2 separate regions of the Homo sapiens genome follow, and region 1 is linked to region 2. Evidence: chromatin loops called from intact Hi-C (ENCODE). Cell type or tissue: prostate gland. All regions are shown on one strand. Each heading gives the region's core, and the rest is flanking DNA. Links, peaks and the distances in the headings are about the cores only.

The links. A loop is a pair of places that touch in the nucleus more often than their neighbours do. Peaks named below come from ENCODE experiments on the same cell type or tissue, not always from the same donor. Only the 100,000 strongest peaks of a DNase experiment are listed, where the experiment ranks them.
Region 1: a loop joins it to region 2, with 3 times the contacts of the local background. A loop is called at or near these places in 5 of 110 quality-filtered maps.

What each region holds. Positions count from the first base shown.
Region 1 is chr2:100,105,362-100,107,861 of GRCh38, reverse strand. AFF3 (ALF transcription elongation factor 3) reads left to right here. Exons shown (of 25, transcript NM_001386135.1): 3 at 2,279-2,358. Among named protein-coding and RNA genes, the nearest start is that of AFF3, 36 kb to the left of the region's middle. In prostate gland, for the core only: no CTCF peak of the experiment used is centred there; a DNase peak (open chromatin) is centred at 1,241; H3K4me3 peaks cover 1,502 bases; H3K27ac peaks cover 2,500 bases.
Region 2 is chr2:100,191,410-100,202,556 of GRCh38, reverse strand. No RefSeq gene overlaps it. Among named protein-coding and RNA genes, the nearest start is that of LINC01104, 11 kb to the left of the region's middle. In prostate gland, for the core only: no CTCF peak of the experiment used is centred there; DNase peaks (open chromatin) are centred at 4,816 and 5,346; H3K27ac peaks cover 2,201 bases.

The sequences.
Region 1 (2,500 bases), core at 1-2,500, 91 kb after region 2:
CTTCTCTTCTATCAAATCATATCTGAAGGGAGATCTTAGATGCTATAGGTTTGCTTCTGGATTTATTTAGGAGGCTTCCAGCACTAGGTTGGCAGAATGTGAGTAGGGCCCCAGACTGAGCAGGATTCATTTGTTAGTCCCTTTCTTTGGTACATTTAGTCTACACCAACCAACCAACCTGACCCGGGAAGCCAAGCAGCTCCTCTCATTTAGCAGCTTCCCCCAGCAGCCCTCCCCTTAGCTGGGTGGTTTGATTCAGCTCCCAGGGGTGTTGCTTGCATCCATGTGGGGAGAAAAGACCCTCAGGTCACAAGCACTATAGGATGAGCAAAAGCTAAGGCAGCTTCATAGAAAACATCACTCTAACATTTTTATTTTTAGAGAGTCTCTTTCTCTTTTACATAAAAAAGTTCCCTTTTAGTTCTGACATTCTAATCCCCAAAAGTCCAAACCCTTTTTTTGCTTTGTATTAAGGAGTTAAAATTTTGACAACTAGATTAAGTGCTTGTTTTGGTTTGCATACCCAGAGGCTGGAGGATAATAGGAACATCTTCATAAACCAGATAAATAATAAAGATCTCCCATAAAGGCTCTCACTAACTGTTCTACATTTTACTTGTAAAAACTATTTTGGATTTATCTCCATGACAGCTTAGTAAAAAACAGGATCTGCAACTACTATTTGGGTTTCCTCAAAAGTCCTCATTCTCCAAGACACTATTACATGAAAACATAACACTGGAAATAATCAATCCAACTATCCCCATGTTAGAGGCCCCAAACAGAAAATCATGGCTATTCCTAAAGAAACATTTTTAAATACCCGCCTTGCAATTGCTTTAGGTGCACACACTCTCATATATTAACACAAGGCACCAGAGTTTAAATTCAAACGTAAATCTGCCCGTTACTACATGGCTTTTTGGGAGAGGCCTTTCATGAGTAAACCCCTCAACCAGCTCTATACCATCCCAGGGCCTTCCCTCTTTCCTTTTCTGGGATCATCTATTTATCTTCAGCCTCCATGGTGAGGGCAAATCTGTATCTGAGCTCCAGGCCCAGCATGGGACTCGCAGTAAACACGGTTATGTTTGTCCTTCAGCGGCCCTCCTTTGTATAAACAGATGTGGTGGGAAGGGAAGGAAAGCCAGATCCCGGTGAGGGCCGGGAGGTCTCCTTTCTGAAGAAGCTTCCCAGCTGCAGCCAGGAGCACGGGAACAGGACACATTTCTTGTTCAGGCCTCAGAACTTGCAGTTCTTCCAGACAGGGGCTGTTCCTGCTCCCTCCTCCACCCTCCACCCCCAGCCTTTGTTCCTGGGAATGCTGTCTCAATGTCTCGATCTCACTTTCGCCAAAGCAAACATTTCCAACAAGGCGTATGCTAAGGGGATATTAGAAAGACAGATTTTCTTTTTCTTTTTTTTCTTTTTCCAAATACACTGTGCATTGGGATTTGGGCAGCCAGCCCTTCACACCTGTACTTTTTCCTATATTCATATTCTCTATGTTTTTACCTAATCTTCTTGCTACTTGCTACCTTCAGCTAATGAGAGGGGTTTTTGAGGGCTGAGAGTTATCAGCTTGTAAAATAACAATTTCATTTTCTCAGACTATGTTGATGCCAACTCTGTCTTAATTTAGCGTTTTACATTTTGCACATTAGTTATGGATGCTAATGAAGAAAGGATTGATTCAGAGCTGGGGGAAGAAGGGAGCCAGGCTGAGCATTCTCAAATCCGATCTCAAATAGGAAAGAAGTCTCATTGGCCTTTTGGTCTTCTACCTGTGTCCTGAATTGAGTTTGTTAATCCTCATTCGGAGGTGGGTGAGGTGAGAGGATGACTCTTCGGCTTGACGCTGGAGGGATCCCGTCACTTGCACCCAGGGTTTACATTTCTGGCAGCCCCAGTCAGCGGTTCTTGCCCAGAAAAAGGAACAAAGGGGAGAGTGCTGGAAGGGACTCCCTTTTGGCGGGGAGTGCGAGGTTTGGTTCGCGTGGTGAGGCACAACTGCAGGGCTCTGAGCTGCTCTCTAGGAATTCTGGGGAATCCCTGGTGAGAATCCGGAGCTGTGGCCAAGAGGTCAGGAGAGTCAGGGGGCCTTGGAGGGGCTTCCGGTTCTAGGCCAACTGTGGAGAAGCAGAGGTAGGGCCCTGATGGAGACATGCGCTTCTCAGCATGTCTAAAAAAGTAAGCCAGGGGGAAGAGCTGTCTTTACAATGAGGGAGATTATTATTACTCTTTAGGAGCCACGATGATACTCTTATCACCCTTCTAGCTGATCACCTGCCTTTCCAGACCGGAGACGGGCGGCAAGTTTGAAGTCGACACCCAGAGGCCAGTTTGTCCCCCTTCCCGGTGAGAAATAAAAAGAAAGGAGGTTGGTTTCCAGGGCTGGCCAGCTAGAGGGTGGGTGGGACCACCACTGGAGGCCAAACCGCAACGGAGAGCAGGTCCGGGTGGAAGAGGTTTCCTCCGCGCCGCCGCTTTATTTCGCTGA
Region 2 (11,147 bases), core at 3,664-6,163:
CCATTCATTGGCAAATCATGTCCTTTCTGATCTACAGTGTCCTTTGGATTCCCTCTGCCAGGTACAGGACTGGACTCTCTTGCCTAGGCAGCTACTGCAGCCTCCTCTCTGGTCTCCCTGCCTCTACAGTACATCCTACAGTCTAGGGCCAGGTTGGTCTTCCTCAAGGACATCTGTGGTCATTGTCTGTATGCTCAGGAGTTTGCAGAAGCTTCCCACTGTCCCAGGCATGAAGTGCAGTTGCCTCGTGCAGGCATGTAAGGCCCCCAGGATGGAGCCCAAAGTCACTTTTTGGCCTTGCCCTCTCTGGATACATGACACTTTAATAGGGCTTCTTTGATGCTGAGTACATTTTGATGTGGCTGTTTTAAAATGTAGGTTTTAGTATTGTTCCAGTATGGTGAGGCCTAGAGATCAGGAGATGACAGCCATTGAAAAGATAGTTTGTTACTCACAGTTCCCGAGAAGTGAGGACAGGCCATGCCATGCAGGGCCACATGGGAAGTACCAGGGGCTGTCAGGAGGTAGAGAGATTGAGGGGGAAACATGGGTGACAGCCTTTATTGTGGTTTCTGCAGGAAGGAAAGGACAAGGCAGTGTAGGCAGGCTTAGGATTGGCTGGTCTGAATAATTTCAGCAGGCTCTGGGGTGTAGATGCCTTCCTGGGTTGTCTGGTACTTGGCCTTGGGTGATTATAGCTTACTGGCGTAGTAAAGGCAAGTCACTTACTATCTCTAGGATTTGGCCAGCCCTGGAAGGGGCAGTCTCTTCAGAGTCAAGCAGGGCCCCAAGATGTCAAAGCACCAGGAAATATGGACAAGAAAAAGCATGATTAATACAATGGTCTTAAAAACCCCTCGAATTATTAGACTGTTAAATAACGCCTAAAATAGTCTCACCCCGTCCCTGGGCTTCCCCAACTCTAAGACTCAGTCCAATGCAGATGCTCCCTACACTCCTATCTCCAGCTCCAGATTGGCCCTTAATTTTCTGGAAAATGCTCAACAATGATGGGAAATTAGACTTGAGCTTTTCACGTTTGCTCTCTGGGGAACTGCTGATCCTTACATTTAGATGTACCCCACACCTCGGTCTCAGCACGGACGGCCACTTCTGTGTCTGAAAGCCTGTTGTGGTCCATTTCCTTTACAATTGGCTATTAAGAATCCAAACCAGTCATCTGTTCAGCTAGGCATTTGCCATTTGGCAATTCATAACGCTTAAAATAGTCATCTCAAACTATTTTCTTAATTTTTAATAGGCTCTGTCTGTGCAACTGGATGCTGATTCCTGAGAGCGGCCCCTCTGCTCAGCCTCCCAATTATTTAAGAACTTGGCCAAGCCCCTAAAGACTTTTTTTCCATCTCATAGACTTTTATTCCGGCTTTAGGATAGCATAAATTCCACCTGATTACTCACTTCCCTGTTTTGTCCACACTTAGTCATTAATCAGTTTTATTAAAAATGGTGGCTGACTCAACTTGCCATTATATGTAAAAGCAGTTAACCGTCAGTATTTGTTTGAGAAGGACTCTCTTTTGAAAATCATTTTATTTCATATTTCTTCCCAGAAAACACGTGGGTAGTGAACACAGACATGAGAATAGGAGACTATCATTTCTTACATATTTCTCAATATCTTTCTTTAAAAGGAATATGTTATTACCTTCTTAATCTGTTGAGAATTATTTACTGTATTGTAGTAACTTTGAAAAACACCATAGATATGCAACAGGTTAAGAATACTTATTAAAAACTATAATTAAGGTCTATCCCCTAATCTGACAATAAATGAAATAGTAGATGTAAAAAAAATGCTTTTATAATTAAATTGTTCTCCTCCAAATGTCTTTTGTGCTGGAGGATTCAGAAAAAAAAAAGCTCTCAAGGAATAATTTCGTTGTCTGCTATTCATTATGGTAGTGTTTTTAGTACTCTACATTTTTTATCTATGCCTAAATGCATATATAAAAATAAAGGACATCCAACTTTGAGTGGTTAATTGCACGTGAAGTAGTGAATCCCATAGGACACAATCATTTGCAAAACTTGTAGGATCAGCTAATGCCCGTTAGTGAAGATGATTAACATGGAGCCAAGCTTGCCTGAGTGGGTGGTAATACAACTTTGGACACTGTGCTAGCTAAATATTTTTATGTAGATTTTCTCATTCAATCTTTAGAATATGCTTAGGAGGCAGATACTCTGATGTTTTCCATTTGGCCAATGAGAAAACTGAGCAGAGGCTTAGGGAGCCGGGTCCCTGACTCTGCCTTGGGTTCAGGCTGCTCTCCGCTGGGCCACCTCCCTGACCGCACCGAGGGCCGGTGTATTGATCCATTCTTTCACTGCTGCAAAGAAATACCTGAGACTGGGTAATTTATAAAGAAAAGAGGTTTAAGTGGCTCACCGTTCTGCAGCCTGTCCAGGAAGCACGGCGGCATCTGCTCAGCTTCTGGGGAGGCCTCAGGAAACTTACAATCATGGCAGAAGGCAAAGGCAAAGGGAAGCCAGCACTTCACATGGCCAGAGCAGGAGGAAGAGGGAGGAAGGAGGTACCACACACTTTTAAATGACCAGCTCTCATGAGAACTCACTATCATGATGACAGCACCAAGTGGCGGATGGTGTTAAATCATGAGAAACCGCCCCCATGATCCAATCACCTCCCACCAGGCCCCACCTCCACACTAGAGATTACATTTCAACATGCGATTTGGGTGGGGACACAGATCCAAACCTTAGCAGCCGGCCACCACTTTTCTCACAGTGGCCAGCTCACCATCACAATATGCTCTTGAAGAAAATAAAATGATCACACATGACCTGGAGATTTGAGGACTATGTCTTGGTGACCATTTGGGCCAGGAACTGCTGAACTTCAGCTGCCTTTATGGAGACTGTAAGCTTCACGGGGACAAGATCCATGTGAACCTCGCTTCCATTAGTCCCTCCAAACCCCATCCCAGTGCCGGGCCCATGGCAGAGCCCTGCTAAGGACAATCTCATGGACAGAGCTCCTGCCTAGGAGGTCACTTGGGGAGTCAGGTGCCTGGTTTGGACTCTTGCTTCTGCTCTTTGCTGTGTGACATTAGGCAAGTCACCTCACCTCTTCGAGTCTCAGCTTTCTCATCTCTAAATATGAAGATGAAATCTGCTTCCTGGGGTGGTTGTGAAAACAAGTGAGAAAATTATTGTGAAAGTGTTTTGTAAACTGTAATTAATATAAATATAAGCAATTAACCAAGATCCAGTTGCCTTGCAAGGCACTGATGGTGAGGCCCAGGGACCTCCAGCCGCTTGCTCTCCAGGCAGCCTAGCCATCCCAGGGACCCCAATGCCTGAGTCCATATTGGGCAGGTTCCCTTGGAATGCTGAGAATGAAGGTGAATATACTTGGTCATGCCATAGGAACTTCAGGTCAAAACCCCACACAGCTGAGTCCCTCTGCTGGCCCTGCTCCAAGGCGGAAGAAGGGTGATCTCTGATACTCACTGTCACTCACTGTGTGCTGGCCATGTCCCATCACCAATGAGGCGAGCAGAATCGCCTCATTCACAGAGGGGAGAGGCTGAGACCACAGCCTGGAGGGCAGGCACAGGCCCCTGAGCAGGGCAGAAGCCACGGCAGGCTGCCTTCCAGGGCTGCCATCCAACTTCAGAGCCCCCAACCGACCACGGAGGTGCACTGACAAGCTCTCCTCTGAGAACCTGAGGAGTTTTGAGGCTAGGATCTGTCTATCCCGCTCACTGGGGCCCAGCCCCATCTGGGAGATAGTGCCACAGAAGCTGCTGGCTCACTAAAAATTAAACCTTCCTCCAGCTAAGTCCAGGGCACAGACTGAAAGGACCATCCTTCACTGACTGCTTGTGAGGAGGCGTGACCGTGCCCGGCCAGGCCCTGAGTTGCTGAGCCTCTTGAGGAGGGGGTGAGGGCAAATGCGGGTGCCCCAGGCAGAGCAGGGAGGACGAGGGGGAGAAGGGCTGTGCTCTGCCGAGGGCAGGTTTGCAGGGAAAATGTTTTAGTTTCTGTTTTTTATTAAGGTGAGATACATGTAAGATGAAGCATTTAAAATTATATAGCACAACTCAGGAGCATTTAATATCTCCCCAGAAGCACGCAGCCGTCACCCTTTCCAGTCTTAAAACATGTCCATCACCGCTAAAGGAGAGCCTGTGGGGATTTTGGAACTGTGACCCTGACCACCTCCTTCAGATAAGTCCTCAGGGTGCCTTGTGCTGCCTCTGCGTAAATGGATTTCAGGGGGAGGGCCTGGGGGATTCCATATCTGACTCTTCCTCAGGACAGGTGACACAGGAGCCAAAGGCAGGTGGGACCCACACCTAGAGTCAGTCTGGGGGTGGCAGGAGTCAGCAGGAGGCCACTGAAAAGGGGGAGTTTGTGAAGCCACCTTTACCTCACAGGACAGCCTCTTCAGAGCTCTCCAAGGACACAGAGGCCCCAGCTGACCTCTGGGTTATATAAGCCATTTGTGTGTCTAAAAGGCAGCTTCCCAAGCTCAGCACAGAAATTTCTAGTACATAAAATGCCTTCCTCCGAGCTGTACCCATTGTGCCTTGCATTCCAGAAGCAACTGTGCTTCAGACAGCTGCTGTAAATTGTCCATGAAGCAAGGCTGTTCTCCTATTGGCTCTGTGATCATCTCCAAGGCAGCTTCCCATCTCTCACTGTTTCTGCCTTGGGCTGATAATGGTGCAAAGCAGGCGAGGAAGGGAGAGGGCGGGGAAGAGGGGCCCGAGCTCCCTGCTGGCCTTCTGGGCAGCAGCCTCCCAGGAGCAGGCGGCGGCGTCCAGCTTCCTGGAGCCACAGCCAGGCCCAGGCATGAGCTCTGCCCCTCCCCCAGGCTGCTGCTGCCCGCACCCCAACCTCTCCTCTTGTCTAGAGTCAGAGCCACATTTTTTATTTCCCTCTGGTGCATTTCTGGTATTTCTTAGTTGTTTTACCGAAAAGCCACTTTGAAGAACATCTCTATTCTTTAAAGCGAGGTGTACCTATGTACTCTTGAGCTAAGATTTTATTTTATTGAGGATTTCCTTATATTGTGATTATTTAATGGACAATCTGCCCTGCTGGGAATGGCAGCAAATGAAACTATTGACAGGAAAAAAAAGATGCACTTTCTGAGACACACTTGGCAAAGCAAATCCAGCTTCTTACAAGAAAAGAATGTAATGAATTTTTCTCTATTTTTAGTCACACATAAATCCCTTTAATAGGTTTGAGCTCAAAACTCCATATTTGTCTTGGCCTGAAGTTCAATTTACAGGGTAAGTTTAAAGGACAGTGTGCTTGTCCGGCTCTGCGCATCACGTCTCCCCAAGTGGGCAGAGAGGCCTGCAGGATCCAGGGTGTCACGGCCACCCTGCAGCTGGGGCCCTCACACATGTCCGGGGATAGAAAGGAAAGGGCCTCCTCTCGGCTTTTCTGGGAGGAGATCAGATGGGGATAAAATGCCCACCGTGGGCCTGGGAACAGCAGTTATCATATCCCAGTCCGGAAAGATGGGAGGGAACAATTTTGAAGTCCACCCTCAGGGAATTTAAACGAAGGCCCCAGCGGGAAGGGGGTGGGATCACTACACTGAAATGAAAGACGGAGAAAAAGAAAAGCATTGCAGCGGCCGGGCGCGGTGGCTCACGCCTGTAATCCCAGTACTTTGGGAGGCCAAGGCGGATGGATCACTTGAGGTCGGGAGTTTGAGACCAGCCTGACCAACATAGAGAAACCCCAGCTCTACTAAAAAGACAAAATCAGCTGGGGGTGGTGGCGCACACCTGTAATCCCAGCTACTCAGGAGGCTGAGGCAGGAGACTCACTTGAATCTGAGAGGAGATGGTTGCGGTGAGCCAAGATCGCACCTTTGCACTCCAGCCTGGGCAACAAGAGTGAAACTCCATCTCAAAAAAAAAAAAAAGAGAAAAAGAAAAGTGTTGCAGCCTAGGGTCACTGTAAGACTCTAAGCCTCCCTGTTGGACAACTTAATTTTTTTTAGGTCTTAACACAGACAGAGAGTCTTTGCCCTGCACAAGGGATACGGCCAGGATTATGTAGAGGGAGGCAGGCCCAGCATTGGCAATGAGGGGTGACTAAGGAGACAACATTAACAAGAGAGATCAAAGCCATGGCCAAACCAAAAGTTGCACAAGGGCCACGCCATGTCACCAGCCCCGTAGGAAGGCAGAGGCATTGGAGGCTGCTGACAGTGAACAAGAAAGGGTAGTGTCTTGACTTCAGAGGCAAAGTACCCTAAAGGACCACATGGGACTAACCTGGGAGCCCTGCCAGGAAGCTAGAAGGACATTGTGGGGTGGGGGAAAGAGGGTTTAGGGAGTCGTAAGCAAAGCAACCAGCAGACCCATACCTCCTTGACCACAGCCTCAGGTTGCCATGGTTTGGGAGTCCCAACCCACATATGTTTACATCAGGGCAACACACTTGAGATGAAAGAAAAACACTGCAGCTCACGTTGCCTGTAGTCCGGAGATGACCCCTGTTCTTACCATACGCCATGATTAGTGATAAAACAGGGCTTAGAGCTTCTGGGATCAGGGAGGGGCTGGCATCACTAGCTAGGGGTGTACCCACGGCTCACCTCCTTCAACATCTGCCCAAACCAGCTGCCATATGAGCAGCCAAGACGCACTGCATTGCTGCGGAACAGCCCATCCTTTCCACGCCCCCTCCTCCTTCCAACTCCCCTAGGAGTCAAACCAGGTGATAGCCCCGTATGCCTAGCAAACTGCCTTTGTATGATGCTCTGTGCTGCTTGAAGCACTTGAACAAGCTTTCACTCTGTCCCCATCAGCCCTCAGTGAGACAAGCAAGGCAGGGAGGTGCATCATAGATTTGTCATTGAGAGACTAAGCCACAGAGAGGCTCCGCCACTGCTCAGGGTCAAAAGCCCTGCGCTAGAACCCAAGTCTCTCCACTCCAGTTCTGATGGATGCACCATGGCCCTCCACAACCCATGGGATATCAACATCCTGCTGGGGTGATTTTTAAAGTATTCCTTTGAAATGCATGTGGCGTAGACATACATAACTCATTTTTTAAATCTACATAATCTTAAAAATTACAGCATACAGAGAATAGCCTCCTTGAGACTGCCAGCATTGACAGCACAAAGCAATAGAGAATTGGAAATCAATCTGTTTTCCAGGTCAAAATCCTTTAGTATAAGCTCTCATTAAAGGCTTTTAAAAGCACCTTTGCTGCCTTCAAGTTCTTTAAATGTCTTTTGCCTTCTTACCGCCTTTTGTGTGTGTGGTAAGAACACTTAACATGAGCTCTACCCTCTTAATGTTCAAGTGCACAGAACTGCATAATTAACTAGAGGCACTGTGTTGCACAACAGAGCTCTGGAACTTGTTCTCTGCACTTTAAGCATAAACAGCACCACCTGAGCCCCTTCAATGTGGTCACCAGGTGTGTCTGTTATTCCAGTCATAGCTGGGAACCTGCACAGTGCCTGGCCCCTGGGTGTTTACTGGGGAGGCAACAGAGTGCACGCCTATTGTCGTGGTCTCATTTTTCAGAACTTCTGGTGGAGAGACATAGGGTTTGAGATTTTTCTGACTAAATCACAGTAAGAAATCTACTCCAAACTTTACATTCTAAACTTGCATAGTTTGAATAACAATGGGATCTTAGTTCCTCTAAGTCTATGCCCAGGTTCATTCCCCAAAGTGCAGAAATCGAACCCCGGCCGTTCTCCCTACAGTGGTGGAGGAACCAAATCTACCGAATGTTCCTTCTGTCTCAGGAAACAGAAGGACCAAGCCAATCTAAATCTCATTTTTTAAGAGAATTATGTTTTGAAAGGAGGAGATTTATGCAAGTTTTCTGTTTAATTCAGAGCTACAGGGAAATCTAGATTGATCACAAAAGTAGTTTCCACCCTTCCCTGTGGCATTGGAAACAGCACGTGCTGCACATGCCGTTGTGGAGGTCTGACCATCAGTGAATGCACTCAGTCATTGAAAGAACAAGACAAAACCCCCACACTACTGAGCACCTCATTTTGATTTTTACTCCCAAGGCCAAATGTTAAATAGAGCTCCTCTGCCTTGGTGAATGAAGACATTATCTGTGATTTACAAGGGGTAGCTGGCTCAGCAGACACATTTACATGTGCTAATAACTGCAAACCAGACAGCAACTTCCCCATATATAAAACGATAACTGATAAATAAGCCAAACTAAACAACAGCATCAACAGCAGAAAAGCTCTAAAGGAACAACAACAACAACCAAAAATCTTGAAAACAGGATTTTCTCCTCTATACTTTTCCTCCATACTTCTGCTTCAGCTCCAGGGTGAGCTCTTCTTGGAAGGACTTTGCATTGGTTGCTGTCTGCTTGCTCCCCACCCAGATCACTTCTCTCCCTTCCTCTGCTCTGTTCGGTGTGTGCCCCAGTAGTAGGCTGCCCTCTGCAAAATGCATTGTGCTGGCAGGACTTCTGGTTGAGTTCAGCCAATGGGAGAGGCTGGCAAGAGATTGGAAGGCATGAAGAAAAAGAGGGAATTTCTTCTTCCTTCTTCCATACCTTGGGGCCAGGCCTCCAATTATAAGCAGGTCCACAACTCTGCCTCCTTGCTCCAACAGGACTGTTTCCTTTTCTTGTCCCTTAGCCCCAGGAGAAGCAATTGAGAAGGAACAAGGACCCATTCTTTTGTCCCTCCCGACTCCCTATCATACATGGAAATAAAATAAAGTCTTGAGTTCCTTCAAGGGAAACTCTAGGAACCTAGCTAGCCCTGAGAAAGTAAATGAGCAACTTGGTAAGCAAGAAGGTGATAGCAGCTTAAAACAATAGCCAATGGAAGTTAAAAATCACAAGATGTTTGGTTCCCTGTGGAAACTAAAGATAACATCTTAACGTATGTCCCTGAGTTGTTCCTCAGAAACCCCGCCCTCACCAAATGGATCTGCTGGCCTATAGACCTCAGATAAGAGGAAACTGCGGACTAAACTCTGACCACCGTTGTTTGTTCTAAATTTCTTCCTGAGGGGCCTGGAGGAAATGAGGCCCACGGGCCACACCCAACATTCTTTTCTGCTGATTCCAAGTCTCTAGACAAAGCTTCTCTTCCTTAGCCAATTGCAAATCAGAAAATGTTTGAATCCACCTATGATGTGTAAGGCCTTCCCCACCTTCAAGATATCCCACCTTTTTAGGCCAAACCAATGTGTAACCTGCATGCATTGATTTACGATTTTGCCCATAACTTCTGCTTTCCTGAAATCTACCCCTGCCTTTAAAAACTCTTGCTTGCAAGCCATCAGGGAGGTCAAGTCTTAAGCGTGAGCTGCCCAGTTCTCCTTGCTTGGCACCCTCCTTTCTCCTACTGCAAAACCTCAGTGTGAATGTTTGGTCTTACTGCACCAGGTGAGCAGACTCCAGGTCGGTCCAGTAACACAATGGAGTGCTGAGACCATGTGGACCTGGTGTCTGTTCCCAATTTTCAAGAGACGTCCAAAACACTGGGTTTTTATTTTTAAATGTCCAGAACTAATCCAAAAATAGAAAAACACTGATGAAACCAAATGCAATATGTCAAGAGACCAGAGGCTGCCAACTTCCCATTGCTGGCTTCAACTATAGACCTAAAGGCCAAGCAAGAGTTAGCCGGGTAGAGAGGTCAGTGTGTGTGTGTGTGTGTGTGTGTGTGTGTGTTAGTGTACACACACATATGTGAGTGCGTGTGGTGGGGGCTGGGGATAGGTGCTTCAGTGGAAAGAGAATTCCAGGTAAAAAGAACAGCATGAGCAAACACCGCAAACAAAGTCAGAGCTGGCAGGTTGAGAAAAGAAGAGGAATTTTATTGGCTGAGGAATGGGACATGAAGGAGACATGGTCATGGAGAGGCTGAGTGAGCAAGCGGGGCTGGTAGAGAAGGTCTGGCTGGGCCAGTGTGGGAGGCACTGCTGATTGCGCTACCCCTGGCTATACTTCTTCACAACTGGAACCTAAGTTATTTAATTAGGAAGCAGCAAGTCACTGAGAGGAGGTGAGGCCCCTCCCCACTCCAAGATCTAAGCCAATCATGGTAATATCCCATGACCACTCCAGGGATTGGTTTCACACTAAAAAGAATGCAATGCTGTGCTTGCGGAGAAGACAATGGGGAAAAGAGCTTTCTACAGAGGTTTTCCTAATAACTAAGAGTGGCACAGGAACAAAGGTCCCCTCCCTGCCTTTTGCCTTTATTCCCCTGTGGGTATATTCTGGCTACATCTTAGGATCAAAAGAAAAACCAACCTCAGAAGAAGAATCAATGTGCTGGAAGGCAAAGTGGCCAGATGCAGAGAATTTCGTCCATGATGGGATCCTTGGGCTGAAGAATTAAGTGGTTCTGAAGCTTCTGTTCCTTGCACTTCTTGTTCTGTGAGGTATGAAATTTTCTTATTGTTGACCCATTATGAGTTCTGTTGTCTGATAATTACTGCAGGAAATGTATGGAGTAATCACCACTGGTTAGGAAGTTTGCACTTTATCCCGAGGGCACTGGGAAGCCATTGAAAGGCTTTAAGGACAGAAGTGTCCTAAATCTGAAGGATCACTCCCACTGTGGTGCAATAGAGGGACACTGACAGGCAAAATAAGAGTTGGGGAGGAAAATGTATCTTTTATTTTGTCCCAGAAACTCAGTTCCCTGAGGAAACTCTTCCTTAATCTGTCACAGCACCTTTCGTATGGTTGGCCCTTATGTTTGTTCAGTGACTGAGATGAATTGCTGAGTGGTCATCCCTTCCCTTACCACCGAAGTAGCTGGAGGTCTGCCTCCAGCTGGGTCAGTAGAAAATATCCACAGGTTTCCTTAACAAGAATTGCCAGTTAACTTTTTTCTTTTCTTTTCTTCCTTCCTTTTTTTATCTTTTCCTTCTTTTCTTTTCTTTTCTTTTTTTTTTTTTTTTTTTTGCAAAAAGTATTTCTATTGCCAGAACCAGCTCTGTAATCAATTGACAGAGCATAGTGCAAAATGAATACATGAAGCCCCTTGTCCAAAAAGAAGGAAAAAAGTGGCATTAAAGGTACTAAAATACAACCAAGTGTGATGGCTCACCACCACACCCAGCTGTAATCCCAGCACTTTGGGAGGCCAAGGCAGGAGCATCACTTGA